Regions from separate parts of the Homo sapiens genome. Here region 1 is linked to region 2. A link is a contact called in ENCODE Hi-C data. All regions are on one chromosome and are shown on one strand. Each heading gives the region's core, a stretch centred on a gene start or an enhancer-like site at or near the end of the contact. The rest is flanking DNA. Distances are from core to core; before and after follow the strand shown.

Region 1 (3,285 bases), core at 17-2,516, 52 kb after region 2:
ATGGGTGGATGGATGCATGGATGGATGGATGGATGGATGTGTGGGTGTCTAGGCAGATGGATGTATAAGTGAAAGGATGGGTTAGTAGATGCATGAATGCATGGATTAGTAGATGGGTGGGTAAATGGGTTTATGGATGGATAGATGAATTGATGGGTGGATGGGTAAGTGGATGAGTGGGTGGATGGGTAGCTAAACAGAGGTATGGCTGGGTAAGCATAAAACAGTCACCTAAGTTTGACAACTGGTGCATATTATATGCCCAGTGGCATGGCTCAGAAAGTTTATGATTTAGGAAAGCAGAAAAACTTATGGTCCCCAGGAGATGTGGAACTTGGTGCCAATGACAAGAAGAGACCCTCTGAAGTAGTGCACAACCCTGGGACACCAATATATCACTGCTAAAAGGAAGACCATGAACTGATCAGAAGACCCATCGGAAGACTAGGCCTTGTCCTACAGTCCCAGCACTCCTGAGCAGCAGGACACACCCGTAGGGCAAAGGAATTTTGTTTCCGAGGGAAGGAGCATTTGGTCTCTGTGGACCCTTCATCAAGGGTCATGTTGCTATGAGGGAGGGGAGGAAAGAAGGGGTGTGTTCTGAGGGGATCAAGTCCTTCCTGATGAAGATGTCTCAGCAGAGGTACAGTCATGTGAGCCTGGTGCAGCCTTGCTGCAGCATGAGGAACTTAGGACCGATGTAGTAAGGACTTCGGGCTATGAGGATGATTAAGTAGAGGAGGAGGCTGTGACTCAGTCCTGCAGGCTGTGGGAGCAGAGCTGTTTCTCATGGTCTGCTGCTTGCTGGAGTCTGGCTCCAGAACAGTTGGAGAGAGGATGCGTAGGCTCTTGGCCTCTCCCTCCTGGACCGTCCTCCCGCAGCCGCTGTGAGACTCAGCAGGGCTGAAGTTCACTGCTGTCATCTCCCTCTGTGGGTCCTGGAGATGAGCCCTGAGGCTGGGAGGTCAGCTGCCCAGGAGAAATCCAAGGCTGACAGGCAACAGTCGCCTCTGAGCTTTCCCAGATGAGTCACCACGTGACGGTCACCTTCCTCATCCTCCACAAGCCCAAATCCCGAAGAGGGGAATTCTCATCCCCAAGTGTCCTTCTCCCCCTTGCCTACAGAGCTCATGAGTCAAGACTCCCCGGCCTATTTTTAGGCCATTTCTTCAGATCACACGGTGGGCAGGGTTTGTTTACTCTGGATCAGAGCTGCTCTGGGAACTCTCCATGCAGCCACCAGACACTAGAACAAAGACCAGTGAGGAAGGATGACTGAAGTCCAGACATTGAGCGTGCCTGGTGTGTGTCCCGGTGACAAAGGCAGCCGAACAGACCACAGGGACTGGGGCTGGAGCAGTACATAGCCCGGGGACATCCTCCTGCCTGGCTCAGCAGCTGGAATGGTTGCTTTGGCTCATCCAACAAAAGCAGAGAGGACGCATCCGCCTGGGCGCCATGCAAAGTTTATTGGACACAGGAAGGTCAGCCAGTGCTCAAAGGGCTTCCCTCATGCAGCCATCAGCTCTGGCCCCAAGCCCCTGGAGGGCCTCATTCATTTATTCTTTGCTCCCCATGATGTTCTGAGAGCAAGCCAAGGGCAGGAGCTCCGCCTTGCCCATGTTCATAACCCCAACTCTACCACCAGAAAAGACTCAGTAAAGTCTGTGTTCATTCACTTACTCATGTTTTCATTCATTTATTCATCCCTTCTGTATTTAACATTTGCTGTGCACCTGATGTGTCAGGTACCAGTTCCATCTTCAGGAAACTTTACCCAGGAGACTGGCAGAAACAGGTGTGATAAGCGTCATAGTGGGGGAGCAAAGGAGCTGGGGGACCAGGAACCCCATCTCAGAGCAAGCCAAGTAAGGATTCCCAGATGAGGGGAGAATTTGTTGAAGGACCTGTAGGCATCAATCAGGCATGGAGACGGGTAGGAGGAGGCTGTCTTGGCACACTCGTTCTCACACTTCAGCCTGCATTAGAATCGCCAAGAGCGCTTGCTAAAACACAGATCACTGGCACCAACCCAGAATTTTTTATTCGTAGGTCAAAGTGAAGCCCAGGAATTTACATTTTCAACAAGTTTTAGTGATGCTGATCTGCAGGTACAGGGACCACACTTTGAGAACCACCGCTTTAGGGAGCAGGAGCAGCAAGGGCAAAGGTAAAGAGGTGACTGTGAGTGAGTGAGTGAATGAGTGAGTGAATCAGTGAGTGAGTGAGGGAGGGAATAAATGAGTGAATGAGGGAGTGAATGGTGAATGAGTGAGTGAATGGTGAATGAGTGAGTGAATGAGCAAGTGAATGAGTGAGTGAATGAATGAGTGAGTGAATGAGTGAATGAGTCAATCAGTGAAGGAGTGAGTGAGTGAATGAGTAAGTGAATGAATGAATGAGTGAATAAGTGAGTGAATGAGTGAATGAATGAATGAGTGAGTGAATGAGTGAATCAATGAGTGAGTGAATGAGTGAATGAGTGAATGAATGAGTGAGTGATTGAGTGAGTGACTGAGTGAGTGAATGACTGAGTGAACGAGTGAGTGAATGATTGAATGAGTGAGTGAATGAGTGGATGAGTGAGTTAGTGAATGAGTGAATCGTGAATGACTGAGTGAATGAGTGAGTGAATCAGCGAGTGAATGAGTGAGGGAATAAGTGAGTGAATGAGGGAGTGAATGGTGAATGAGTGAAGGAACAAGTGAAAGAGTGAGTGAGTAAATGAGTGAGCGAGTGAATGAGTGAGTGAGTGAATGAGTGAGTGAATGGTGAATGAGTGAATGAGTGAGTGAATGAGTGAGTGAATGAATGAGTGAGTGAATGAATGAGTCAATCAGTAAATAAGTGAGTGAGTGAATAAGTGAATGAATGAATGAGTGAATAAGTGAGTGAATGAGTGAATGAATGAATGAGTGAGTGAATGAGTGAATGAATCAGTGAGTGAGGGAATGAGTGAGTGAGTGAATGAGTGAGTGAGTGAATGAGTGAATGAATGAGTGACTGAGTGAGTGACTGAGTGAGTGAATGACTGAGTGAACGAGTGAGTGAGTGAATGTTTGATTGAATGAGTGAGAGTGAATGAGTGGATGAGTGAGTGAGTGAATGAGTGAATCGTGAATGACTGAATGAGTGAGTGAGTGAGTGAATGAGTGAGTCAATGAGCGAGTGAGTGAGTCAATGAGTGAGTGAATGAGTCAGTGAGTGAATGAGTCAGTGAATGAGGGAGTGAGTAAATGAGTGAATGAGTGAGTGAGTGAGTGAATGAGTGAGTGAGTGTATGAA
Region 2 (3,099 bases), core at 253-2,752:
TGGTGATAGTGGTGATGACAATGATGGTAATGATGGTGATGGTGGTGGTGGTGGTGATGACAATGATGATAATGATGGTGATGACGGTGGTGGTGATGATGATGATGGTGGTGGTGATGGTGGTGATGATGGAGGTGATGGTGATGATGGTGATAGTGATGATGGTGATGATGATGAGGATGATGGTGATGGTAGTGATGGTGGTGGTGATGGTGGTGGTGGTGATGGTGGTGATGGTGGTGGTGGTGATGGTGGTGATGGTGGTGGTGATGATGGTGATGGTGGTGATGGTGGTGGTGGTGATGGTGGTGGTGATGGTGTTGATGGTGGTGGTGGTGATGGTGGTGGTGGTGATGGTGGTGATGGTGGTGGGGATGGTGGTGATGGTGGTGGGGATGGTGGTGATGGTGGTGGTGGTGATGGTGGTGGGGATGGTGGTGATGGTGGTGGTGGGGATGGTGGTGGTGGTGATGGTGGTGATGGTGGTAGTGGTGATGGTGGTGGTGGAGATGGTGGTGGTGGGGTTGGTGGTGATGGTGATGATGGTGGTGACGGTGGTGATGATAAGGATGATGATATTGATTATGAGAGTTGTCTTAGTCCATCTGGGTTGCTTTAACAAAATACCGTAAATTGGAGGCCAAGCATGGTGGCTCACACGTGTAATCCCAGCACTTCGGAAGGCTGAGGCTGGAGGATCACTTTAGGCCAGGAGTTCGAGATTAGCCTGGGCACTACACAGGAGGATCCATATCTCTACAGAACATTTTAAAATTAGCTGGGTGTGGTGGTGTGCACCTGCAGTCCCAGTTACTCAGGAGGCTGAAGTAGGAGGATAGCTTGAGCCCAGGAGGTTGAGGCTGCAGTGAGCAATGATCTCACCACTGTGCTCCAGCCTGGGTGGCAGAGCGAGACCCTGTCTCTAAAAAAACCCCAAAAAAACATAAATTAGGTGGCTTATAAACAACAGAAGTTTCTTTCTCATAGTTCTGGAGGCTGGGAAGTCCAAGATTAAGATCTCAGTAGAGACAGTGTCTGGTGAGGCCCATTTCCTCATAGATGGTTAACTTACTGCGCCCTCACATGGCGGAAGGGGCAAGGGGGCTTTCTAGGGCCTTTTATAAAGCACTCATCCCATTAATGAGGGCTCTGCTTCTTAACCTCGTCACCTCTCGAAGGCCCCACTTCCTAATCCCATCACTTTGAGGTTAAGGATTTCAACAAATGAATGTGGAGGGACACAAACACTCAGGCCTCAGCGTGGCCCGGCACCTGCAGAGTGTGGCTTGGTGCAATCACTCTTTAAGCTCCCGCCCCTGGTTACTTGGTTTATTCCCCCCTCCGCCACACAAACCTCCAAGGCTGGGCTACTGATCATCCTCTTCCTACAGACGAGAGACTGCAGGCCTGGAGATGGCACAGCCTGCTCAGGCCACACGGCCTGCAGGTGGCACTGCACTGCAGCAGCCGGGGACGGGCCTCACGTCCTCAGTGCCCCGTGATGTCATTTCAGTGTCGGAGCAGGGAGGGACCTGCTTGTTTTAGAGAAGGGGGTTCACCTGGGACACCCCTGAGCTTTGTCCCAAGCCTCAACAAGCCACTCACTTCCCACTTGGGAGTAGTTTCTCTGCACGCACCAGGCAGTGGGACCAGGGAAGAAATCGCGTCCGCTAAGTGGTGTCGTCTGCCTGCAAGACCTGCACAGCTCCCAGGCCTATGGCTTTGGGCACCAGGTGCTGGGCCGGCGTCTGGAAATGATTAATTCCCTTTGGAGAGAAAAACATCACAGCTGCGTGGCCCTTCCCGGTCCTGGGCGTGGGGCGGGAGGCAGCCGTGCCCGGGATTTCGCGCTGCCCCCGGCGTCTCCTTCCCCGTGCTTTTGTGACTTGATCAGGGTAGATTTATTTTCCGATCCACTGGTTTGTCAACATGTCAATTGACTTGCCTCCATCTGCTTTTTCCCCATGCCAGGACGGTGCCGGCTGAAAGGGAAGTGTCAGCTGTTCTTCTGTCTTTAAAAGGCAGCAAAGAAAAAAGCGCAGGGTTGGGTTTCGTAACGTCAGAGGAGGCCAAGGACACAGCATGGAGTGAGTTACCCGGGCGGGGAGGGAATCGGTGGGGCTGGTCCACGTCGCTGTCCCAGGGAACGGTATTTCTCTCTTTCTTCAGCCCTCATGCGTGTTGCTGGGCTGTGGACACTGGACGAGTTCGGAGAACTCTGGGCCACGTAGGCCCCAGAGGTGCAGGCTGATGGATGGGCTTGTCTTTCTCCCCTTGTCGCCTTTCAGATCTGACGGGAAACGCATGTGGGCGAGGAGGTGATGGGCTTCAAGGCGCGGCTCTCTGGTCGCAAGCCGCCTGTTCTCAGAATACAGCTGGCTGTGTTGTAATCGCACGCTGATCTCACAATAAATAACGTGTGCATGGAACGTGCCTTCAGATGAGCGTGAATTTTTACAGTGTGCACAAACAAAATCCCCCAGCCTGGAGAGCTAAAAGCAGGAGGCGGCCCAGGGGGTGACAGGGCCTGCCTTTCTGGACATGCATGACCTGCAGCCTCTGCACCGGGACTGTGCTGCTAATTATAGCTGTGTTCGTGGGCCCCGCTGGGTGGTTTTGCGAAAATCCATGATTCAGTTCACACTGATAATCTGCTCTGAGGCTGTGGGTGAGGGAGGATTTTCTGGGGGAACAGAAGGTGATCTGAGGGCTGGAGGGGAAGTGGGTTTTAGCTGGGGCTGTCGGCTGATCCTGGCCAAGAGACAAGGTTGCAGAGTTGATTCTGAAAGTTGGACGTGTCTTGGGGTGAGAGTCTCTCTGTCATATCGTCAGACTCAGCATGAAGGTGGTAACAGTCCTCGAGAGGGCATGGGCCCAGCTAACAATGGCAGATGGACGTTTGAAGAAAAGGGGGAAGAGGGCTCTTGCTCTGAGACCTCGGGGTGTCCCGAGATGCAAAGGAGAACAGAGCCCAGAGCGTCAGGAAAGGTCCCATGAGTCTCTCATTGGTCCCCCACCCTGAGCTGTCTCCAGGGAAATCTCTTCTGGAGTAATTTATATTCCATGTCAACTGGTCAGGACAGCCTCTGTGGGTTTGGG

What was found. A loop is a pair of places that touch in the nucleus more often than their neighbours do. Pooled maps may share reads with other maps.
Region 1: a loop to region 2 is called in a map of IMR-90, with 6 times the contacts of the local background. The contact joins the enhancer-like site here to the promoter of LINC02182 in region 2. A Hi-C loop is called at or near these places in 2 of 168 maps with a recorded cell type or tissue (IMR-90 and endothelial cell of umbilical vein) and 1 of 50 pooled maps.

Annotation. Positions count from the first base shown.
Region 1 is chr16:88,244,557-88,247,841 of GRCh38, forward strand. It overlaps a transcript of ZNF469 not described here. Among named protein-coding and RNA genes, the nearest start is that of LINC02182, 52 kb to the left of the region's middle. Within about 2 kb of position 1,267, at least 19 of the 41 ENCODE cell types and tissues checked have a DNase peak (open chromatin) inside an H3K27ac peak, as active enhancers do; they include IMR-90 and endothelial cell of umbilical vein, where a contact is called at or near this core.
Region 2 is chr16:88,192,779-88,195,877 of GRCh38, forward strand. It overlaps LINC02182 (long intergenic non-protein coding RNA 2182), which reads left to right and starts at 1,503. Exons shown (of 3, transcript NR_110944.1): 1 at 1,503-1,733; 2 at 1,972-2,087; 3 at 2,289-2,439. It also overlaps a transcript of ZNF469 not described here. RefSeq lists enhancers at 1,285-1,579, 1,788-2,320.